3 separate regions of the Homo sapiens genome follow, and all the other regions are linked to region 1. The links are chromatin loops, found by intact Hi-C in ENCODE. Cell type or tissue: endothelial cell of umbilical vein. All regions are shown on one strand.

Evidence for each region. Peaks named below come from ENCODE experiments on the same cell type or tissue, not always from the same donor. Only the 100,000 strongest peaks of a DNase experiment are listed, where the experiment ranks them.
Region 2: it touches region 1 in a loop (22-fold over the local background); 106 of 110 quality-filtered maps call a loop at or near these places.
Region 3: a loop joins it to region 1, with 10 times the contacts of the local background. A loop is called at or near these places in 38 of 110 quality-filtered maps.

What each region holds. Positions count from the first base shown.
Region 1 is chr1:6,241,359-6,249,358 of GRCh38, reverse strand. It overlaps HES3 (hes family bHLH transcription factor 3), which reads right to left and starts at 5,180. Exons shown (of 4, transcript NM_001024598.4): 1 at 5,118-5,180; 2 at 4,913-5,008; 3 at 4,730-4,811; 4 at 3,781-4,249. The coding sequence starts at 4,993. The coding sequence ends at 3,852. GPR153 (G protein-coupled receptor 153) reads left to right here. Exons shown (of 6, transcript NM_207370.4): 6 at 1-2,006. The coding sequence ends at 21. RefSeq lists silencers at 18-87, 3,184-3,483, 3,604-3,743, 3,894-4,053, 3,897-4,248 and an enhancer at 4,485-5,042. In endothelial cell of umbilical vein, CTCF peaks have their summits at 2,480 (motif pointing left) and 4,121 (motif pointing right); DNase peaks (open chromatin) are centred at 2,458 and 4,118; H3K4me3 peaks cover 380 bases; H3K27me3 peaks cover 2,679 bases.
Region 2 is chr1:6,340,114-6,348,113 of GRCh38, reverse strand. The region is part of intron 2 of ACOT7 (acyl-CoA thioesterase 7); the gene reads left to right. Among named protein-coding and RNA genes, the nearest start is that of ACOT7, 50 kb to the left of the region's middle. RefSeq lists a silencer at 4,331-4,625 and an enhancer at 7,548-8,000. In endothelial cell of umbilical vein, CTCF peaks have their summits at 4 (motif pointing left) and 4,498 (motif pointing right); a DNase peak (open chromatin) is centred at 4,503; H3K27ac peaks cover 289 bases.
Region 3 is chr1:6,434,386-6,442,385 of GRCh38, reverse strand. ESPN (espin) reads right to left here. Exons shown (of 13, transcript NM_031475.3): 3 at 1,946-2,132; 4 at 1,578-1,760; 5 at 1,321-1,452. Among named protein-coding and RNA genes, the nearest start is that of MIR4252, 8.5 kb to the right of the region's middle. RefSeq lists enhancers at 1-465, 466-967, 2,196-2,709 and a silencer at 1,848-1,957. In endothelial cell of umbilical vein, CTCF peaks have their summits at 1,512 (motif pointing right), 4,177 (motif pointing right) and 5,134 (motif pointing right); a DNase peak (open chromatin) is centred at 4,175; H3K27me3 peaks cover 240 bases.

The DNA.
Region 1 (8,000 bases):
TCGCTGGGCTCCGCGTCCTAGGACCGCCGGCGCCTCCCCACGGACGCCAGGCAGGCCAGGCCGCTCTCCGGGGCCGCAGCACCAAAGACGCCCGCCTCCGCCCCGCGCGCAGACATGCGCCACCCCTCCCAGGGGTGAGGGGGCGTTGGCCTCAGCGTTTGTCTTCCGGCTCCTCCCAGCTGGCCTTGTCCCAGGGGCGACGGCTGCCCCGGACGACTGCGCTGGGCACCGCATGTCCCGGGCCGAGTGAGGTCGGGCCTGGGGAGCTGAGTGACATCCCAAGCTTGGGCTTGGGTAGTGAGTGACATGTGCACACGTCCAGCTGCGCCATCACCAGCCCTGCGCAACAGGACGTCGGGAGCAGGGAACCTGAGACAGGGCCACTGCGGGATCGGACAAAGCCCCGCTTTGGAGAGGCTGAGCTGGAGCCATTGGCCTCCCCAGGGGCTTTCCACCCACACTGCACCATAACCGCCACACCCTTCGGGGGGGGGGAGGGTACAGAGGGTCTCTAAGCACAGGGGTGTTCAGAGCCCGAACAAGCTTTGATCAGGTTTCCCTGCTTCCGACCTGTCCTGCCTCAGTTTCCCCATCTGTGATGAGCAGGTGACCACGTTAACTCTCAGGGCTGTTTGAAGTCTCTTGGTTGTAGGCCCTCGCCACTGAGTGGCCCAGGTGTGAGAGGTAGTCTAGAGCCCTCTGCGGCCTTTGTGGAGGTCCGTTTTCAGCATGTGGCCTGGTGTGGCTCCCTAGGCCTGAGGCCTCCCACTCTCAGTGCCCCCTGCCCCCTTGGGAACCCACACTCCACCCCAGCTAAGCACAACACTGTGGACCACCACCAATGGCACCTGAGCCACCTTGACCACCATTAGTGTCCCCACCCTCATTACTCTGCCGTCGTTGCCTGTCCCCACCACATCATCTCCCTCCATGGCTCCCACCATGACGCTGGCAGGTGCAAGCGGAGAGCACGAGGGCAGCAGGGCCTGGCCTTCCGTGTCCCTGCGTCATCCCCAGCCTCACTCCCCACCCGTGCAGGCCTGGCCAGGAAGGGATCCTGGCAGGGGCTTCCAGGTTCTCAGCTCAAGGCCTGGTCCCGGGCAGGCGTCCAACCCCTGGGAGCAATGTATTTCTTTGCCTTCCATCCTGGGCAGACCCCTTACAGGCCTGGGCATTGCCATGGGCCCTGGGTCTTCCCAGGCTAAGGAGAACCAGGAACAGCTATAACCTTGAGCTAGTGAAATAGGGTAGATGAGAAGGCTGTCTCCTCCAGACCCCTACCCCTACACAGTGGCCCCACAATATGAAGACCTGGGGTAATTCCAAGGTGAGCATAGAGCCTGCCTGTGCCCAGTTCCTTCTGGCCCTCAGGTGGCCAAGCCCATCTCTTCATCCTTCAGATAGGGTCCCACTCCCAGAAGAAGCTGCTGGGGTGGGGGTGGGAGGCTGCCTAAGCCTGTCTGTGCTTCAGAGGCCCCTCCAGTCCCTGGCTGTGGGGTAACTGGGGGTATGAGCTGTGGCCACAGGTGAGCAAGGCAGGGAACTGCAATCCAGCCCTGGCCGCGGGAGGGGCCATCTCTGGCCAATGCTGCTGTGCCTTCAAGGACTGACAAGTTACGTAGGGGCAGAGGTCGCCAGCTAGCCAGTGTCTCCTCCATCTGGGGGGCGTCTGTCCACTTGTCACCTTAGGTTTTCACTCATTTGTCACCTTGGGGTTTTGCTCTGTGTGTTTCATATCCAACGGCAATACTTGCAGGGGGACAGAGTCCTCTAAATACTCCAATCCTGCGGTTTTTACAAACATAAAGGGGGAGACCCCAAGTGGAGGACCCTGGGCCTGGAGCTCCCTCCCAAACTTTGTCCAGCATCCAGCCTGTTCCCTGGGCTCACTGGGGAGGGAGTTGTCTTCATAGCACACCCAGAGCCAGGGATCCCTTTGTAGTTTTTTGACAACGGAGCATTTCTCTTCTGTACAGGACCCAATAAAAACTTCCTTATGATTTGCACCTGGCATTCCAAGGCTGGTTTCGTAGAAAACCCTTCTACAACCCCACAGCAGGGCTGGCCAGCTGCCCTTAATGTCTTCCTCTGGAACCTGAGTTCTTCTGGTAGTGTGACATTTTTGGGGGGTTGGACTTGCTCTCTGTCTTCAGACAAATGCTCAGGTCCCACCAGCGAGTGAGGAGTGAGATGGTCCTGGAGTAGCAACAGGATGAAGCAGTGGGGTGGGCTCCACAGCCCACCAGTGGAGGAAAGGCCCTATTAGCCCAGGTGGCAACCCCTGCCCCAGGGTTGGCACCTGGGGCTGCTAGTCACCGTGAGCTTGACTGAAGAGACAGAACAGGGCAGGGCAATAGGAGCTGGGCCTAAGCTGCTTGGGACTTGTCGAGCCCCTGTCCCCCCGCGCGCCCGCCCTGGAGTTTGGAGGAAGGACCTTTGGGTCTGCAGTGCAACACCGCCACCTGGTGGACTGCAGAGGGATTTGTCCTGGCCTCTACCCCACCCCACACCGCGGGAAGCAGACCGGAGAGGCCACCCTGGACGGCGACAGCCGGGACTCCCACCCTCGCCCCAGCTCCAGCGAGCCCATTAGGTGCGACAGTGGAGCTGGGTTTTTGAAGGACCGTGGGTCCTTCTCCACGCGTTTGGACCAGGACGGGTTTAGTGCCCTGCAGGTCAGGGCCGCCCAAAAAGAGAAGAGCTTCTGTAGAAAGTTGGTATTTGTGGTTACAAAAGATGCACCTAACTAGGCATCGCAGGGGTGGGAGACATTAGACCTCTGGTGTCCTCTTGATACCGACTTCGCAGATTCGCGCTGGCTTTATTCTGAATTACAAGGTGTCGGGAGAGGGTGCCAGGATCTCTGACCCCACAACCCAAGCTGCCCCTCGCTGGCCCGGACTCCTGGGCCAGAAGCCCAGGGGAAGAAAATCTGACTTGAGAGCCTCCCACCACCGAAGTCCGTGCGCAGCAGTGACCTCATTATGGACCAATAAAGTGGCGCAGCGCGCTCCGAGAGCCGTCCAGGGATTGGATTCTCCGGCAGCCCTAGGGATCTGGAGCTGCGGGGTCTACGGGGTCCGGGCTTGGAATGTGGGCCAGGGTCTTTGTCGAGCGGAAGGCGTTCCCCTCTCCCACGAGAGGCACCGGGTTCACTTTTGCAGCCTTCAAGCTGGTGCCACCAAGCAATGGGTCCCTTCCAGGAACCGCGTGGGCGGGGCGTCCGGTTGGGGCGGTGCATCTTAGGGGCGGGGCTTCTGAGAAGGGTGGGCCTCGGGGAATGCGCCAGCCCGGTGGGCAGCACCGCTTGCGAAGGAGGTCCTTGGAAGTCAAGAGGATCCCGGGTTGGGGGAGGCTGGGGGCCCCTTGCCGGCGGGGCGGGGCCAGGCGCGCTTTGTGCCGGTGGGAACCGGGCGCCCGCGGTCCGCTGAATGGTCCGGGGCGGGGCAGCGATTCTCCTCGCTGCGAGGGGTCAGCTCTGCGCTGTTGCCAACTGCGACATTCCCACCGCTGCGCGGCAACCGGGCGGGGGTGGGGGCGGGCGGGTTGCCCGCCAGGGGTCCCTGGGAAAGGGGCGCAGCCCAGGACACCCCCTCCCAGCCCCTCCGGAGGATGGGCGGAGAGCGAGCGGTCCGGCGTGTGTAGGTGGAGCTAGAGTGGGGGTGGATTATGCCCAGACGCGCAGACCCAGTCCGGCAGGGCTGGGGGTATTTCCCTGCGCTTGCGGGGTGCGCGGCCCTCTCCAAGCCACCCCCGCCCCACGACCAGAACGGACGACTGGGGGGTCCTGGCAGTCACTGTGGGCGTGCTGAAAATAGTCCCTGTGTCGCGAGACCAAATAGGGAGCGCCTTCAGTTCAGGTCATCCCCGGGGCTTCCCCAGGGCCGCCACACGCGCAGGCCCAGCCCGGGACTCTCGGCGCAGCGACTCGACGCTGGCTGCGGCGGGGGGACGCTGGCGGACGAGCCAGGGAGACTTTCGGGGAGGAGGAGCAGGGGTGGTGGGGACCGCGGGCCGCCGGCGGCCGGAGCAGGAGCCCAGACGGCAGGGGTGCAAGGGCGGAACAGCGCGGGCGCCTCCTGGCCCAACCCGGCGCTGTCCATGGTGCTGCCGGCGGCGCTCTCGGGCACCAGGGGGCAGCGCAGGCCGCTGCCGACCTCATCTCCGCGCCGAAGGAGCTGGCTCACGCCGGGCAGGCAGCTGCGGAAGCCCGACGGTTGCTCGGCTCCCCTGGGCACAGGCCAGAGCCCTGTGGGGAAGAGCGGACGCGAGAAACAGGGAGGGGAAGAGAGGGAAGGGGAAGGGGAGGGGGAGGGAGAGGAGGGGAAGGGGGAGGGAGGGGAGGGGAGGAAGGGAGGGAGGAGAGGGGAGTGGAGGTGGAGGGGAAAGGAGGGAGGAAGCGTGTTGAGGAAGGGAAGAGGAGGGCGGAGGTCAGACGACCCGAACGTCTCCCCCGGGGTCCAGACCTACCACCCAGATTGCAATCGCACAGCCAGCCCGGGCTTTACTGCTCCTCCCTCGCCCCCTAGCGAGCTGGGGCCCCCTCCTCACCAACTGCACCTGCCTCCGAGTTGTCCTCTTTATATTTGCTGTCTTGCCATGTTGCCCAGGCTGGTCTCAAAAGCCCGGGGTCAAGCGGTCCTTGAGGTATCCCTCTTTATTTGGCCTTGTGCATCCCTGGCTCTGATCCCACAAGCCTCCCCCTCCTCCCTCCAGCCCTCCCCTATACCTTGCAAGGAGTTCTGAAGGCTTCTCATGTACTTCACGCTCAACTCCAGGATGTCGGCCTTCTCCAATTTGCGCTTCCGGATCTACCCGACCATGGAAAGGTCTATTAGACCGGCCTCCCGAGGTGGAGAGAGGGAGGTTGGGATCGTATCACCCACCCACCCCCACCCCGCCTGAGTCTCACCTGGTGCGAGTAGTGTTTCTCCAGCAGCGACTTGAGCTGCTCCAGTGACACATTGATGCGTGCCCGGCGCTTTTTCTCCATCAGCGGCTTGGAAATCTGCAGATGAACAGCCTTTAGAGTGCAGGACTGCCACCCTCCTGCCCTCGGCACCCCCCCACACCTCCCGGGGAAGGGTGCCTGCCCCTAGTCCCTCAAGACCCCAGACCTTTCGGAAGTTGCCGGGGAGGCTGCCCCGGGCAGCAGGCTCCGTGCCCATGTTGCAGTCCATGCACCAGTGCGAGGCAGCGCCGCCTTTATAGGGACCCTCGTTTACATGTCAATGAGGCCCTCTGGACTCTAGAAACCTTGAGGAGGAGGGGACCGAGGGAGGACGCACTGGGAAGCTCCCCACCTCCTTCCCTCAGCCCCCTCCCATAGCCTAGGCTTCCTCTCACCTTCAGGACCCCCCCTGTCTCCCGAGGGACCCCCCCCTCCCCTTTATCTGTCTTTTCCTTATCTCTCTGGCCTCCACCACTTCCCCAGTCTGAGGACCCCTGCCATGCCCACCCCCTCCATGCCCATCCTGTCCCAATCCCCGTAAGTTCTCCAGTCCCACTTGCCAAGTCCTTGATACCCTGGAGTGCAAGCATTCCAGGGGTCACCTACTGGGGAGGTACATGGGCCAGCTGGCCACAGGCTGCCTCACTGACTATGACAGGGCTCTGGGCTCCCTCGGGACTGATGAAGATGCCAAGGCGACGCCTCTTTATGCACTTCATGCTCTGGTTATACCCGCAACGCCGCATTAGTTGCCCTAATGTCGGGACAATGCAGCAATTTTCTGCCTGTGGCTGCTCAAAGCCAGGCACAAGCTGAGCCCGCGGGGGCCATGCAGCAGCCTGTGTCCCATTAAAGCATGCAGCCCACCCGCGGGGCCACAGCCAGCCTCATCCTTGCTGGGGCCTTGGGATTGGGAGGGGTCCTGGTGAGGGTGCAGCCTGGGTCCTGTGTTCTCTGACACTGCTAGGATCCAACGCGGACTTCCCACAGGAGGCAGGTGGGGTGAACACGGCTGCCTCTCCCTTCCTTACAGCCCTGGGCTTCCAGGCTGGGTGGCTTTGGTGGTAGACCCTGTCCCCATGGAGAAGCACTAGAAGTCTACTCCCATGAGCCTGCTCTCAGCTCCACGCACAGGTGGTGGTGGCAGGAGACCACTGACATTCTGGGAAGAGCTCCAGGCCACACTTCGAGAGATCCAGGGCCCGCACCCCAATCTATGATTCAGACTACGGCGGACCCAGTGGAGGAGGCGCCTGGAGCACTTGCCCCAGGATGGGCTAGGCCTACAGCAAGGCTCTGGGGCCATCCCCCTGGTTGGACTCCAGGAGGCTGAACTGTAGCTGCTGTGATGGACAGGAAGGCTGACCTCCAGGAAGTCCCTGGGTTCAAACCTAGACACCTCCCATGGGCCCTCATGGCTTTAGTTTTTGGGGCTTGTAAAATTATATTCTGAACAATGCAGCCCCCATTGCTTCTGAGGGTGACAGGGAAGTCGCAAAAATTCTGCAGCTGAGCCCTGTGGCAGAGGAATGAACAAACCGGCTTCTGTGTAGGGACTCAGGGTGGGGTGCGCCCCCCAGCTCTATCAAGCCAGGGCATCTCCCCCCAGCCCGCCCCCGCCTACCCTTCCCAGGATAGCGGCGTTCCCAGGCGCCAAGCAGCGTGGAGAATCGCGCCACGCCCTCCCCCTTTCAGGCCGAGGCAGCGGCAACAGCAGCTCTGGGGCTCTGTCCAGCCCGGACCGCAGGGCCCGCGGGCCAGATCCGGGCCGACCCGGGCCTGGGAGGGCGGCGGGGGCCGAGACCAGGCGGCGGGCGCTGGCACGCGCCGGGCAGCTTTGAAGCGCCAGGACCGGCCGGGCCGGGGCGTCCTCCATGCGACTCGCTCCGAGCTTGGGGCGGTGGCGGCGCGGTATAAAGGCACCGCGGGGCGGGCGGGCGGCGCGGCCGGGCACAAAAGGGGCAGCCGAGTGTTAAGGGCATTGTGCGGGCCCCACAAAGCGGCGCCCGCGCCCGCCCCCGCCCCCTCGGGGCCAAACTCCGGGCGCCCCGCCAGGCGCGGACTTCCAGCTGCTGCACATCTGCACAGAGGCCTGGCGCGCGTCGCGCCCCGGCGGGCCTCCCCCTCCCCGCGTTCTCGAGCTGCGGGGCAGCGGGGCAATTTGTCCTCTAATTACAATCCTTCCCTATAAACCGCCGCCCGCGCCTTTCAACTCGAGGGCATTAGCAAACCAATGGCCCTCCGCGCAGCTCTCGCGGCCCGCCGCTGGGTGCCGGGCCCGCCCCCTCTCCTGAGTCCGGGCCGCCATAAAGGGGCCACGAGGCTGCCCCCGCCCGAACCCCGACACCCGCCGTTCCCAGGGCCACCACCCCTCCCAAGCCCGTCCCCTGGGATTCCAGGCGCATCGGGCCGGGGGCGGGGGGACGCTCACGTGGATAGCTTAGTGTTTCTTAAGCAGTGGAAAATTGACCGCAAAATGCTCTAATTCGCAATGTTCTGCTTTGGCTGCGGGAGGCGAGGCCCGCCTCAAGGCCTGGGCGGAATTCTCAGGCGTCGCTCCGCCCTGGTCCACTGAATGGACTTCCGCCTCCGTTGCCCCCCGACCCCAACCCCGACACTGCCCGCCGCGCCCCCTGTCCTGTGGCCCGTTTTCGGTCAGTGGTCTCCCCACCTGGAATGATCCCCCTACTTTCTGACGCCCCCACCCGTGGCTCCTCCATCACAAACAGCCTCCTTGGCCCGCTACTCGCCTTACACTGGCCGAGGGTCGCGCAGGATCAAGGTGGGGAGAGATCTTGGTGCGATTTCCACCCTCCCCTTTCCCGAGCTCTGAGCCGAGTTTCTCCCCACCATCGCCACTTTACCCTCACTTCTTGCTCCTATCTCTGGGCAGCCACTTCCCCTACTAAGTTAAAGTCATTGTGCTTTGCATCTGACAAGGTCATTGGGAAAGACAGCAGACTAGTCTCTACAGGGACCCTTCCCGGAAACCCAGGCTGAAGACTCGGGGTCCACCCTCCACCCCAGCCTGTCACGCTGATTACAAGCC
Region 2 (8,000 bases), 99 kb before region 1:
GTGGCTGTGGGGAGGGTGGGCCTGAGCCTGAGAGCCTGGGGCAGGGGTGAGGGCCAAGTCCCAAGTTCCTGTTGCACCCTTCCAGAGAGAGACAGTGAGGGTCCCTGGCAGGAGAGCATGGACACAGGGAAGGAAAAGTCCCCAAGATGGGGAGGAAAGATGAAGGAGGGGCTTGGGAGGCCAGAGGGTGATGCTGTCACTCAGAATCGTGGAATTATTTTGCTGCCATTTGGTCAGCACTTGACATTCTGCAAAGCTCCAGAATGCTTCAGGAGCTAAAGTTTAGCTCATGGAATCCTCACAACACCCCGGAGAGGCAGCTGTTCTTGTCTTGTTTTTTTTTTTCTGAGACAGAGTCTCACTCTGTCACCCAGGCTAGAGTACAATGGTGCGATCCCGGCTCACTGCAATGTCTGCCTCCCAGGTTCAAGCGATTCTCCTGCCTCAGCTTCCCGAGCAGCTGGGATTACAGGTGTGTACAACCACACCTGGCTAATTTTTTTGTATTTTTAGTAGAGATGGGGTTTCACCGTGTTGGCCAGGCTGATCTCGAACTCCTGACTTCAAGTGATCTGCCCACGTCGGCCTCACAAAGTGCTGGGATTACAGGCGTGAGCCACTGCGCCCAGCTGCTGTTGTTATTTTTATTATCCCAGTTGCATAGATAAGGAAACTGAGGTACAGAGAGATTGAACACTTGCTTGAGGCCACCTGGGGAGGCAGATGGTAGGTCTGGGCTGTGACTATACCTCGAACCTGTGCTTTGAACACTTGCCCCTCCTTGCTCCTTCTCCGGATCTGGGGCTGCTGGAGGGACAGTTTTGACACATTGGCTTGGAGAAGCCTCTGGGAGGCTGGTCCCCAGGATGGTGATCCAGAAATTCTAGGCTTAGGAGGGGGTCTCTGAGTTCCAGGCAGCCCCAGGGCGTGGGGGTGAGAACAGTCCCAGTGCCTAGAAGGGCTTTGCTGGGGCCCTAGGTGGGGCAGGGGACCCCCGCATCCACACTCCCCTGGTGGTGCCTTCCAGTCTGTGGCTGGAAGTCCCAAGGTTCTGTCTCTGGCTGGGGCCTCTTGGCCAGCCCATCTGGATGCCTACTTGGCCTGCTTGGCCTTGATGTGCAAAAAAACGACACTCCTGTCCTTGCCCCAGGCTTGCTTCTCCCAGCCTCCCTCCCCTCAGTAAATGGTCTCTGCAGCACCCCGGTGCTCAGGCTCAAAGCCTGGAGCCTCTGTCAGCCTCTCTCCCTCCCAAACTCATGAGGCTCTGGGAGCAGATCCCACTGCTCTACCTTCCAGGAAGTCCAGATCTGAGCACAACCCCCAGGCCCACCCCCACTTTGGGTCCAATGGTGCTGCTCTTCCGATCACCCGATCACCTGATCACTGCAGCAGCCTCCTGGCAGGTCACCCTGCTGGTCCCTGCTGCCTGGTTTGTTCTCCAGCAGTAGCCAGGGAGATGTGGAGTCAGGGCACAGTGCTGCCTGCTCAGAGCCCTCCAGATCTCCTGTTTCGCCCAAAGCCAAAGGCACGTCCGCACGAGTCCCTGTCTCTGCCTAGCGCGGCTCGGGGACCTCACCTCCTACATCTCTTTCTCAACTCTCCCTCTGGCCACATTGGCTTTTCTGCTTCTTCTCGGACTTGCTGGGTGCATTCCTGCCTTGGGCCTTTGCACTGGCTTTCCCCAGATATCCACAGGGCCCTGCCCTCTCCTCTTCTAGGCTCTACATAAAAATGTTGGAATCCCAGCACTTTGGGAAGCTAAGATGGACAGGTCACTTGAGCTCAGGAGTTTGAGGCCAGCCTGGGCAACATGATGAAACTTTGTCTCTACAAAAACTACAAAAATTAGCCAGGTGTGGTGGCCTGTGCCTGTAGTCTCAGCTTCTTGGGAGGCTGAGGCAGCAGGATCACCTGAGCCCAGGAAGGTTGAGGCTGCAGTGAGTTGAGATCACATCACTGCTCTCCAGCCTGGATGACAGAGTGAGACCCTGTTTCTACAAAAACAAAACACAGCGTCCGGCCATGCCCCTGATGGCCTGGCTCCCTCTCTGCTTCCAGCTGCTGCTCCACTCCTGACCTGCTGTGCTTGTACAGAGTGGTAGCCCCACGAGGGCAGGCAGGACTTCTGCCCTTGGTTTCTCCAGACTGAGCATAGAGCGTGCTTAGGCATCATCTGATGAATGCTGGGAGCTCGGGCCTGGCACCGTCAACCGTCATGGAGAGCGTCCACCGAGTAAGCGCTTACGATGAGCCCGCGGCCACGCTGGGGCTCACCCTTCCTCTCCCTGTGTAGTCTTCCCAGCCACCTGCTGAGACAGGCACTGTTCTTAACCCTGTTTTACAAGTGGGGAAACTGAGGCCTAGAACAGTTAGGTGGCTTTCCAGACAGCTGCATCCTCAGAGCTGCCGTCAGCCAGAAGACGGCCGGGGCTGGGCATGGTGATGAGACCGCACCCTCTCTGGGCCCTCACTGGATGCCGGGCATGGTCCACGCACTTGACGTTTGTCAATTGCCTTATCCCCGCATGTCAGAGAGAGACAGCTATCCCTGCCTCTCCTGGGCGTTTCCTAAGCACCGAGTTCTTCCCATTCGTTATCCCCTCGAATCTCTGCAGCAGCCTGTTGGGACCATTTATTATCTGTGTTTACAGAGACTGAGACGTGGAGAGGTTGTGTCGCTGCACAAGGTCACAGAGCTAGTAAGCAGTAGAGCTAGGATTTGAACCCAGGGCCCAGAGCTGTTCTTTTAGGCTCTGCCTCTGCAGCTGCTGTCCTGGCTGGAAGCCCTGTGGCCATGAGGAACCCAGTGCCTGTGGTTTGCTGGGATGCCTGTGCCTCACGGGCCGTGTGATACCAGTTGCTTTTGAGAGCGTGGCAGAGGGCACTTCCGGGCAGGTGCTGATCAGGAGCTCGTGTCTCTGTCCCAGGGCAGGGTGGGGCTTTTCCTGCTCCTGCAGTCCTGGAAGCAGGAGGTGTGGGGCTCATCCGAGGCACTGGCTGCTGGGAGATCTTCCCATGGAACGCAAATACTTGTCAGTCCATGTATTGAAGTTTTGGATCACACTGGCCTTCAGGGACTCCCTGGGCCTGGTCCAGAGCCCTGCCCGCTCCTGGGAAGCAGCCGCCCACCAGCAAATCAGAGCCGTCCTGGGTCCCGGCTCCTGCCATCTGTACCCATCAGACACACAGAGCCACCTCTGCAGCCTCCCAGGCTGCCAGATAGTAAAACAAAATCCTCCCACAGGGTCTCCTGATAGTGAAATGGGACCGTGGCAAGACTCCTGTGTGGATGCCTGGGAGACATTACTTTTCTTCTTCTTTTCTTTTTTTTTTTTTTTTTTTTTTTTTTTGAGACAGAGTCTTGCTCTGTCGCCCAGGCTGGGGTGCAATGGTGCGGTCTCAGCTCACTGCAACCTCTGCCTCCTGGGTTCAAGTGATTCTCCTGCCTCAGCCTCCCGAGTAGCTGTGACTACAGGCATGTGCCACCACACCCGGCTAGTTTTTGTATTTTTAGTAGAGACAGGGTTTCACTCTGTTGGCCACGCTGGCCTCGAACTCCTGACCTTGTGATCCACCTGCCTCGGCCTCCTAAAGTGCTGGGATTACAGGCGTGAGCCACTGCGCCCGGCCCTACTTTTTTCTTTAGTATGTTAAGCTGGGAGAGAACCAAGCTCAAGGGTCATCAGTGGCCTTCTGCCCTATGAAGGACAGGCTTGAAGCCATCACCAGGTGTCCCCGTGGCACTGTGGGGAAGGCTACTGGATGGTTCTGTGTGAGGGGTGTCCCGAGGGACAGCACAGAGAGGTGCGCTCTGCCTTCCTCCTGCCTCAAGTCACTCTTTGAGTGAACCTGCTTTTGTGCCTCCTCTGAGCGACCCTTGGACCTGCCCCTCACATCCTGGCCTGCAAGGCCTGGCAGCCTGCCTCTTTGGACCTTTGTCCATGTCTCCCACTGCGTCCCTGTGTTCTGGTGGCTCCCCACCACCTCCCCACTCCTGCTGCTCTTTCCTCTCCCTGTGGTACCAACGCTCCCCCTACCTCCTCCTGCCTAACACCTGGTCTTTTAGGCCTCAGCTCAGATGCCTCTCATCTGAAGTCACACCCTGCCTTAACATCGTTGGGCTGTCCCCATCGTGGCGTGGCCCCATTTACTTCTCGTCCGTCCCCCCAGCTAGAACCCAGGCTTCTCTGACCCACACCCCTCTGTACACCCAGCACTGAGAGGCCCCACAGATGCTGCCAGAAACCAGCTGCAGAGCAGGGAGGTGGAAGGCCTCTGCCCCGGAAAAGCATGCGCCCATAGGTCTGTTTGATCTGTGTCAGCATAGCATACCGTAATGTACTTAATCACCCTCAAACAACACACACTTGGCTTCATTCCACTTTTAGGTCTTGCAGACAGTGCTTGGCTCCTTCCAAGATGGGCATTGCCCTGCCCAGAGGCGGTGCCTAATTCTTGCCTGGCTCTGTGCAGCCCTGCCCTAACAGCCTTTGGCCAATGGGTGGCGCCATAGCCACATACATTGACTTGGGGGTGAAAGAGACAGTTCCAGGCATCGCTTTACTGTGACCTGTTGTGAGTAGGGCAGGGTTTGCTGGGGGACAAGCCCGTGCAAACCAGAATGGGGAAGCATCGGGCCACCCTTGCCAGCTCTAGAACTTTTCTTGCCCAGCCCCAGATGCAGTCACAGAGTCCCTGCGCCTGTGTGCAGGAGAGTCACCTGGGAAAGGGCTCAGACAGAGGCTCCCAGCCTACCTCCAAAGAAGCAGGTGCTGGGTTTGGGGTGGGCCCCGGAGCTTGCATGTTAACCCCACCTCAGTGAGTCCTCATGTAGGTGGGTGAGCTGCATGTCGGTGCTTTGGGGGCGGCAGGCGGTAGGTGGGAGAGCACAGACGCACACACCAGGGCTTGAAGTGACTGCCACATACTCTGTGTGCTCTGGGACGCTTGCCTAATGTGGCACCCCTTGTCGGGGTGCTGTGAAGATCACCTGGGCCAGTGATGTCGGAGCTGGCCCAGGCCCCTCCCTCACCTGCTCCCTGCCCGCCCTGGGAAGCCTGAGGGCTCCTCAGTGTCATGCTGTCAATGTCCTAAGGAAGTGATTGTTGCAGTAGAAAGTCATGGCAGTCCTCTGGGAAATGGAGACTCACATTCCCCATGGCTCAAACACAAGGTCATCTTTTGTGTCATTTATTCAGCAAAGATGAGAAATAAGTCAATTCTGAGTGTTGGTCAGGATGCCGTGAGGTGGCAAAGGCCAGGCCAGTCACTGCTGTTCCGAGAAACACTTAGGACCATATATAAAAGTATTTGTCCTTGGGCCCAGAAAATAATCCCAAATGCAGAAAACGGTTTAAGTGAAAGGGTGCCCATCACAGCATTGTTTGTAATGAGAATCAACTGGGGGTGCCCCACATCTCTAACAGAAGAAGAATGTTCAATTCCACCTGGCTAGCAATTGAAAGTAATTTTCTAAAAAAAAGTTAGGTGTGGTTGCATGTGCCTGTAGTCGCAGCTACTCAGGAGGCTGAGGCTGGAGGATCGCTTGAGCCCAGGAGGAGTTTGAGGCTGCAGTGAGCATGATTGTGCCTGTGAATAGCCATTGCATTCCTGCCTGGGCAACACAGCAAGGTCCTGTCTCTATAAATGATAATAATTTTACATTGGAGTGCTATGAAAAGGAAGTCACTGGAAAGGATAAGGAAGTCTTTCAGACACAGCCACCGTCTGAGTGTTCGTGTCTCTCATGTGTTGAAATTCTCACCCCCAGGGTGATGGTATTAGGGGGTGGGGCCTTTGGGAGGTGACGAGGGTATGGGGGTGGGGCTTCATGAATGAGATCAATGTCTTCATGAAAGGGTCCCGAGGGAGCTCATTTGCCCCGGCCACCACGTGAGGACACACGAGAAGCACTGTCTGTGAACCAGGAAGCCGGCCCTTACCAGGCATGGAATCTGCCCGTCCCTGATCTTGGAATGACCCAAGTCCCTGGAGACTTCCCCCCTCCAGGACTGTGAGAAATAAATTTCTGTTGTGTCTAAGCTGCCCAGGCTATGGCATTTTGTTCTGGCAGCCCAACGAACTAAGACCCAAAGCTACAGAGGATGATCCCCAGGGTAGATGAAGAGAGAAAAGCAGGGTGCAGCACCACCTGTCCATGTCCACCATCTGGGAGCCCCACCATGTGGTTGTAGATGCGGAGTCCGATCTGACACATGGGACCCAGCTGCCAAGGGGTCCTGTGTGACAGGAGACGAGGTGGCCAGAGGTAGACCCAGCACCATAGGCTTTTTTGTTCCTTTTACATTTTGAATCATGAGAATGGGTCGCCTATTTGAAGGATAAATAACATTGAAAAAAATTTTTTTTTTTGAGACGGAGTCTCGCTCTGTCGCCCAGGCTGGAGCGCAGTGGTGCGATCTTGGCTCACTGCAAGCTCCGCCTCCCGGGTTCACGCCATTCTCCTGCCTCAGCCTCCCGAGTAACTGGGACTACAGGCACCCACCACCACACCCGGCTAATTTTTTGTATTTTTAGTAGAGACGGGGTTTCACCATGTTAGCCAGGATGGTCTCGATCTCCTGACCGTGTGATCCACCCGCCTTGGCCTCCCGAAGTGCTGGGATTACAGGCGTGAGCCACCACACCTGGCCACTTTTAAATTTTTAAAAAGAATAGTTGGGCCGGGCACGGTGGCTCACGCCTGTAATCCCAGCACTTTGGGAGGATGAGGCAGGCGGATCATCTGAAGTCAAGAGTTTGAGGCCAACATGGTAAAACCCCGTCTTTACTAAAAATACAGAAATTAGCCAGGCGTGGTGGTGCACATCTGTAATCCCAGCTACTCAGGAGGCTGAGGCAGGAGAATTGCCTGAATCCTGGAGGCGGAGGTTGCAGTGAACCGAGATTGCACCACTGCATTCCAGTCTGGGCAACAGAGTGAGACTCCATCTCAAAAAAAAAAGAATAGTGATTGCAAAGAGCCATGTCACAACACGGGCAGATTATTTTTCCCATACTGAATGAAAAAGAATCAAGGTGAGAGTGTATTTAGTGTTTTGTTGTTGTTGTTGTTTTTGAGATGGAGTCTTGCTCTGTCACCCAGGCTGGAGTGCAGTGGCGCAATCTCAGCTCACTGCAACCTCCCCGTCCCGAGTTCACCTGATTCTCATACCTCAGTCTCCTGAGTAGCTGGGATTACAGATGTGCACCGCCACGCCCGGGTAACTTTTGTATTTTTAGTAGAGATGGAGTTTCACCATGTTGGCCAGGCTGGTCTCGAACTCCTGGCCTCATGTGATCCGCCCACCTCGGCCTCCCAAAGTTCTGGAATTATAGTCATGAGCCACCGCGCCCGGCCTAAAGAAGAATAGTGATTGCAAAGAATGTGTCACAACACAGGCAGATTATTTTTCCTACGTTGAATGAAAAAGAATCAGAAGGTGAGGGTGTATACTTAGTTTTTGCACAGCTATATTAGACTAAAACTGTGAAACGAGCCAGGCAGACGAACAAGTGAGACAACAAAACCCACCCCGATTCTTGGGAAAAAAGCCTGGAAAGACAGATCCCAAAATAGTAACCATGGTTATCTTTGAATGGGAGGAGTGACGTTCCCCTTCTTTCTACTTTTCTGTATTTCCCAAATTTTCCATAATGGGTATGTATGCATTTGTTCACTTTATATTAAGCAAATAATGCATGCCTATTGTGAGAAAATCAGAAGAAAGGAAGAAGCAGCTGGTGATCCCATCACTTGGGGAATCGCCTGCAGCAGTTGCTTTGGGCTGGACTCTGCAGGGCTCCTCTACATCCCTGTGCTTTTGTGTTTAGGAATGCGCGGTGCTAGGCCGGGCGCGGTGGCTCATGCCTGTAATCCCAGCACTTTGGGAGGCCGAGGCGGGCGGATCACGAGGTCAGGAGATTGAGACCATTCTGGCTAACATGGAGAAACCCCGTCTCTACTAAAAATACAAAAAAATTAGCCGGGCATGGTGGCG
Region 3 (8,000 bases), 190 kb before region 1:
TGTTGGCCAGGATGGTCTCGATCTACTGACCTCGTGATCTGCCTGCCTTTGCCTCCCAAAGTGCTGGGATTACAGGCATGAGCCACTGCACCCGGCCAACTATTTTTTTAATGTACTGTGAAGAGTAACGGAGATTACACCTTTAAGGCACTCGGCAGGGTGCCTGCCTAAGTCAGAATCCAATGAATAGTGTTTGCTGTCCTATGACCGCTAGCAGCTGCATCCAGAGAGGCCCTCAGGTGCCCTGGGCTCTGGTGCCACCCCCCACGGTCCCTCAACAGAGTCACAGACACTCTTAACTGAAGGGGACCCACCATTGATGCAGAAATGCCCTTCCCAGTGTCCATCCCAGCTTATATACCCTAGTGACAGAGTGCTCACTACCTGCTGGGCCATTCATTCTCTTCCAGAGACTCTTTCGCGGGGGGAAGTTCATCCTCAGGCCCCCCTGCAGCCTCTGGCCTCTGGGCCTTGCTGTGTTCTGCAGCCCCCAGAGCCAGGACCATCCCCCTGTGCTGGGGGGGGGAGGGCAGATGGACAGACGGTGCTCAGGGCACAGACCATCTGCCTTCTTCCCTCCGGGCCTCATTGCACAGCCCCTCCATGGCCAGGCTGCCCCATGGAGTTGGTCCGCATCCTTTTCGGGTTGACTGCGAGGCCCACTCTCTTCCCTGCCTATTGCCTCATAGCAGGCATTGTACCAGATGGTGCAGAGCCCTGCACTTGGAGACATCCACAGCTGAGTTCAAGTCCCATTGGGTCACTTCATGGCTGTCTCACCATAATAACATAATTTAAAAAGAGTAGCGTGGGTTTCCAGTTATGACCCAGCCATGAAGTCAGCAAATGTATGGTGCAGGGGCTGAGAGGTGCCTCCTGGCCAGGCCATCAAGGTAGGTTCTCCACTCTAACAGTTACTGGTGATGCCATCTTGGTGCCCCGCAGACTCACTTTATCCATATGTGGAACGGGACACTTAAACACTCTTTTCTGCAGAGGGTGGCTGTGAGTTATACCCAAGCTAATGTCTATGGGTAGGTGAATGAGCCTGCCTATTCCCAGTGGGTCCTGTCTTGTGATTTCTCCAGCCTTACCCCTTGGGGTGACTCTGGTCTTCCCTGTCCTCTTTCCGTTGACCTTTGTGCCTCTACTCCCTCAGTCCCCAGTAGGCAGTGGTTCTGGGCTGAGAGGTCGTGTGGGGTAGCGGGCTTCACGTCCCTGAACCTCAGCTTCCTCCTTGGTAAAAGGGGTGACGACACCCACCACTGGGGTGGAGGGGCGAGAAGAAAGAATGCGACAGGAGCAGCTCAGGGATCGTACCAGGTTCTCCACCGTGCGCAGGTAGCGGGTGCAGTGGCTGTGGCCGTTGAAGTCCGACAGGTCGGCGGCCGTGTACCCGTCGCGGTCGCGGACGTCCAGCTCCGCGCCGTTCACTACCAGGATCTGGCAGCACTGCGGGGGCACGCAGTGAGGACCCGGCCGCGGCCGCGAGCTGGGACCCCCGCGCCCGGGCAGGGCCGTGCTGAAAGCGCGGTGCCAGCAGAGGGCGCGCGCCCCCACCCCGGGCCCGCGCTGACCTCTAGCTCCCCGTTCTCGGCGGCGTCGTGCAGCGGGGTCCCGCCCCACAGGTCAGCCGAGATCTCCCCGCCGTGCAGCAGCAGCCAGCTGAGCACCTTGGTGTGGCCGCGGCTCGCCGCGAAGTGCATGGCGGTGGCGCCGTCTTTGTCCTGCTCGGACAGGCTCACGTCGGTGCAGCTCACCTGGGCGGGACGGGCGGGGAGAGGGGGGCGGGGGCTGGGCGCCAGGCCCCTGTAGGCCCGCCCCCTGTACCTCCGTGGCCCGCCCCCGCCCCCCCGCCCCACCCCTGATGGCCCCGCTCCCTCCACTCCCCGCCCTGCCGGCTCCGCCCCGCCTCCCCTGCTCCCCGCCCGGGCCCGGAGCTCACCAACCACACGATGACTGGGCTGTGGCCCATCTGCGCCGCGGCGTGCAGCGGGGTCATGCCGTCGTGGGCGCGCGCGTGCGGGTCTGCGCCGCATTCCTGCACCAGGTACTGGGTCACCTCCAGGTGGCCCTCCTGGCACGCCAGGTACAGGGGCGTGGCACCGTTCTTGGTTTGGGCATTCACTCCCCTGCGGAGACACAGCGCCCACCGTGGGCTTTCAGCGCCTCACCCCCTCCGAGGCCTTCTTACCCGCCCCCATCCCGTCCCGGGGAGCCCTGGACGGCAGGGAGAGTGGGTGGGAAAGGGCCCTGTCACCGGCCCGCTGCTGCCCGGGGGGCTCCCCCTGGACTGAGTCCTGAGCCACCCTCCCTCAGAGGTCCCTGAGGGCGTCCCACCCAGCACTGCCCTGCCCTCAGTCCTACTTTTTTTTTTGAGAAGAAGTCTAGCTCTGTCGCCCAGGCTGGAGTGCAGTGGCTCGATCTTGGCTCACTGCAACCTCTGCCTCCCGGGTTCAAGCGATTCTTCTGCCTCAGCCTCCTGAGTAGCTGGGATTACAGGCATGTGCCACCACGCCCCGCTAATTTTTTGTATTTTTAGTAGGGACAGGGTTTCACCATGTTGACCAGGCTGGTCTCGAACTCCTGACCTCGTGATCCGCCCATCTCAGCCTCCCAAAGTGCTGGGATTACAGAGCCACCGCACCCAGGCTCAGTCCCACTTTTTAACCGAGGTCTACAAAGATGTGGTGAGCTGGCCTCTTCTCCCCTCTCACCCACTGTCACCATGAATCCCCACACCTGCTGTGTCTGACCTCTATCCCTTTCATTGTGTGCCCCCTCCATCTGGAATGTCCTTCTCCTCCCTCTTGAAGACTCAGTACCCATCCCTCCTCCATGAGGGCCACCCTGATTTATTTCCCCCTTGCTGGCCTCCGCCCCACACTGCCCAGGGCCACTTGAGCATGACCTGTCATGCTTGGTTGACCATAACTGATTTTGACCTTTGCCTCCCCCAGAAGACTGAGTTCCCAGAGGGCAGGGTGGTAAGGGTTGCCAGACAAAAGGCAGTTCACACAATTCAATCTGAATTTCTGATAAACGGATAATGCTTTAGTATTCTATATCCCAAATATTGCATGGGACATACTTATACTAAAGTACAGCTTGTTTATCTGAGATTCAAAGCTAGTCAAACGTCCTGGGTTTGGTTGTTGCTGTTTTTGTTAATCTGGCAGCCCTCAGGATGTCCACTATGTACTGAATGCTTCTGCTGTGCTAGCTCTGGGCTACGGCACTAGCAAGCAGGTTCTTCTTTTTTATTTTTATTTTTGAGACGGAGTCTTGCTCTGTCATCCAGGCTGGAATGCAATGGCGCAATCTCAGCTCACTGCAACCTCTGCCTCCTGGGTTCAAGCCATTCTCCTGCCTCAGCCTCCCAAGCAGCTGGGACTACAGGCATGTGCCACCACGCCTGGCTAATTTTTGTATTTTTAGTAGAAACCCAGTTTTGCCATCTTGGCCAGGCTAGTCTCGGACTCCTGAGCTCAAGTGATCCGCCTGTTTCAGCTTCCCAAAGTGCTGGGATTACAGGTGTGAGCCACCGCACCCGGCCATCAACTATTACTATGACCATCAACTGAGATTACACCGGTAAGGCACCTAGCAGGGGACCTGCCAGAATCAGAATTCAGTCAATGGTGCAGCTGCAGCTGAGGAGGCTCACAGGTGGGGCTGGGACTCTGTGCCATCACCCATAGTCCCACAACAGAGGCACAGACTCAGCTCTCTCCTCGGTCACACAGCTGGTAAGTGGCATTTGAACACCCATCTGTCTGTGCATGCAGGGCCTGGCCGGCAATATGGGCATGCAGGGACTGAAGAGCTGGAATGTGTCTCAGGGGCTTCTCCTAGGGCCTAGCTTTCGGCTGTCACTGTCCCTTATCCTTGCTCTCCCAGCCCAGAGGGGGGCCTTTGAGCTGTGCCACAGTCTTGCTTCTTGTCTCTTTGTCTTCCCAAACCCATCCATGAAATGGGGACAACAGTTGTCATCCTGACCTTGTGCAGAGTGCCTGAGAAGTGCTTGCAGAGCCCTGAGCACAGGCCTGGTGCCTGGCGCACAGCCATTGCTGAACTTTAGGATCCTTCCTTGTGCCTGGGAGGACCAGCCACCAGGAGGGTCTATGGCTGGCCTGGTGTGTCCAGGTGAACAGCCAGGGTGCAGTTACCACCGAAGGACACTAGGTGGAGCCACAATCTATCCCCAGACCCAGGAGAAGCTCCAGGTTGGGGGCCGCGACCTATTGGGTTCCAATTCACCTTTTGTGCTTAGGAGGCCAATTCTTCACAGGACTTCACATCCTGCCCATCTACCTCCCCCAGTGTTTCACCCCCTAGATCAACCACATGCTCCACCCCGCATTCATCCCTCGCTCACCCATCCAACTGCCCATCCGCTTGTTGCCTGCCCATCAATGGGCACCAGGCTACCCCCCTTTGCCCACCCACCCTCTTGTTCCCAACACGACTTAGCCCCTCTTCTGACCCCTGTCACGTGTGCCCTCTCCCTCCCTCTCACACACATCCTGAGACCCTCCCAGCTGGCATCTCCCTGTCCCTAAAGCCCTGGTTCTCTGTCTACTTCCCTGACTCCTGAGACCCCAAGGCTGTCTGCAGCCCCCATGGACCTCCACTCACTGATTTCTCCTCCCTCCCCACTCCCTAGACACAGGGCTGCCATTTGCTGGGGCTGATGCTGAGCCCGGCACTTCACGATGGTGCGGGGAGCAGGCACCATGCCTGGTGATCCAGAGGGGGTCCCGTCGACATAGATGAGGGAGACAGAAGACACAGCTACGTATCTATCTTCAGAAACATGCTGGCTCGTGGCTGCCAGCCTCCACACCCCAGCGCCAGCGTCACCCCCACGCACACTCACATGCTGCTGCGTCAGGAACAGGCTGTTGAATATTTCATGACTGACACTCAGCGGCCTAAATTATTCACCCCGTAACCAAGGCACAGTGAGTGCCGGGGTCTTGGGGATCAGGGGCTGGTGGGGGCCCACTGGGTTCTATCTGTAGAGGCCCACGGCGGTCTGCACAGCTGGTGGGGGGGCCAGACCTGCGGTGAGCTCTGCTCTCCCAGCACCCCCCACTTGGCAGAGATCCATGACCCAGGGGTGCCCAGCCAGCCGGAGAAGGTCTGAGAAGCTGGCACCAAGCAGGATCTGAGCAGCAGGGGGCAGTGGTACCCACAGCCTCCTGCAGGGCCGCTGGCTGGCATTCCCAGCCCAAGTTCCTGGCACGGAATGAGCCCTCAGTAAGTGCTGGAGCTCATCACCATTCTCGTTAGTATTCCACCATCTGCACTCACACGCCCCATTATGGAGTCAGAGCCTCCAGCTTGGAATACCCCAGAACATGGGACAGATATGCTGATGGGCTGAGGGGGAGGGGATCCTGGCTCAACATCCCCTTGGAATACCCCAGAACATGGGGCAGATATGCTGTTGGGCTGCGGGGGAGGGGATCCCGGCTCAACATCCCCCTCCACCTTGGCCTGAGGACAAGAAGAACAATGGGCACTCTCACAGTCACTGGGGAGTATTACAAAGATATGGATGAGCATAAGGACCAAAATGAAATTCTCATCACACACCTGGAATCCAAGCACCTTCGGAGGCCAAAGCAGGAGGACTGCCTGAGCCTAGGAGTTCGAGACCAGCCTGGGCAACATAGAGAGACCGCCATTCTCTACAAACAATACAAAAATGAGCCAGGTGTGTTGGTGCACACCTGTAGTCCCAGCCGCTCAGGAGGCTGAGGAGGTAGGATCACTTGAGTCCAGGAAGTTGAGGCTGCAGGGAACTATGATCATACCACTGTACTCCAGCCCGGGTGTCAGAGCAAGATCCTGCCTCTAAAATAAATAAATAAATAAATAAATAAATAAATAAATAAGAAAAAATTCCCATCACTGGAGAGAGGAATTAATAAAAGTAATAATAGTAAATAATAATAGTGATAGCAGCCACCATTTACTGAATGATTACTCTGTCTCAAGCACTGTGATGAGTACAACACACACGTTCTCTCAGCTGGTCCTTGTAACCCCACAGGACAGGTGTTAGCATTGTTCTCCTGGTACAGATGAGGAAACTGAGGCACAGAGAGCTAAGATCACTCTGTGAGAAAGAGGCAGAGCCCCAATTTGAGGCTGCGTCTCATGCAGAGCCTGCTTCTGACTCCAAATGTGCCACGTCTACACCCCTTCTGCTCTTGGTTGGTCTGTCCCTCTGCCTCCCTCCCTCCCACCGCACAGACCACTGCCCTTCTCCCGCAGACCTCACTGCTGGGAACTCAGGAACACTCTTTGCCAGCTGCTGGGGCACAGCCCCGGCAGGAGGACCTGCAGGGAGGGCCCCGGCTTCGCTATAAGGAGGACCTGGCTCAAGTCCCGTGCCTTTGAGCTGTGCCACAGTCTTGCTTCTTGTCTCTTTGTCTTCCCAAACCCATCCATGAAATGGGGACAACAGTTGTCATCCTGACCTCATGCGGAGTGCCTGAGAAGTGCTGGCAGAGCCCTGAGCACAGGCCTGGTGCCTGGTGCACAGCCATTGCTGAACTTTAGGATCCTTCCCTGTACCTGGGAGGACCAGCCACCAGGAGGGTCTATGGCTGGCCTGGAGTGTCCAGGTCCTGCCAAGTATGGGCCAGGCTGGGCACCATTTCTGTTGTGGGGAACACTACCTAGAGGGGAGAGGATGGGTCTTTGGGGAGACCTCTGACTCCCAGACCCCTGCCAGCTCTAGCCCCGACCACAGTGACAGCTGCAGAAAAGTGCTCCCAGACCAAGCCCTTGCCCTTTGCCCCGGCTTTGACCCAAACCCTCTTTGTAGGTCAGAGGCGCCCTGGCGATGATCATATAAATCATGATTTGTTTTCTTTCTCCTGGGAACAAAGATGCTATGGATGAACTGTAACTATTCATCAAGTCACCTCTGATTACACAAAAGAAACATGGGTCGCCCGTGTGGGCTGTGGGAATCTCCGGCGGAGACTGGTGCCAGCTGACTGCCAGCGCCGCCGCAGGGAGTGAGCTGCCCATGGGGCCAGACCCGGGCTGAAGAATGATTCCCGCAGCCCTCCCCACTGCCAGTCATGCCTCCCCAGAGGGAGGCCAGGAAGAGGCTCTCCATCCGAGGATCAGTCCAGCTGCGGCCTGTGACTGCTTTGAATTGAAATTCACCGAGCCTATGGTGGCTCTATGGCTCTCGGTGTCCTCCAGTCAAACTTCCCGGCCTATGTTAAAAGATTCCCGAGTAGGCCTGGCCCAGGGAAGAAATGCAGCCCTGATTTGAGAAAGGTTCTACACCCCAGGCCGTCAGCTAGCATGGAATAGTTCCAGAAGCCTACAGTTGCCTGCAACTCTCCCAGCCTCCCAGGTCTTCCTCCTGGCCCCTAATTAGGCCACATTTGACCCCACCTGAGGCCTCTACACCTCCCCGCATCACTGCCAGTTCCATCAAGGCAGGGCTGCGAGGCCCACCCTCTTTTCATTAGGGTCTCAGCTCTCCTCTCCTCAAAGACACCTGGCTTCCCTGACCCCTCAATTTCAAGAACCATCCCCATCGCTTCCTACCAAACTGCTCATTTCACTACACAGCACTTGTCACTCCTGAATTATCTTGTTCTCCTATTCCTCAGACCCATACACACATGGATAGAAGAATGTATGGCTGACGTGATGACGGGCCGGGCAGTTGGGTGCACCCAGTTGCTTTTTGTTGAATGAATAAATATGAGAAGGGACATCCAGGCCAGGAGTAGGGGATCTCTCTTCACTCATGGCCTCAGGCTGGTAGGGCAGGTTAGGTCCACTTGCCAGACAGGCTTGGGAATGCTCAGAGGGGAGTTTTGTCTAGGGTCACATGCAATGAGCTATAGGCAGAGTGGACAAGTCCCTGGGATTCCATACCCCACTCATTCAGCAGACGTTTACTGGAGTCAGGCTCTGGGCATACAGAGCCGGGAAGACAAAGCCCCTGGCCTCATTAG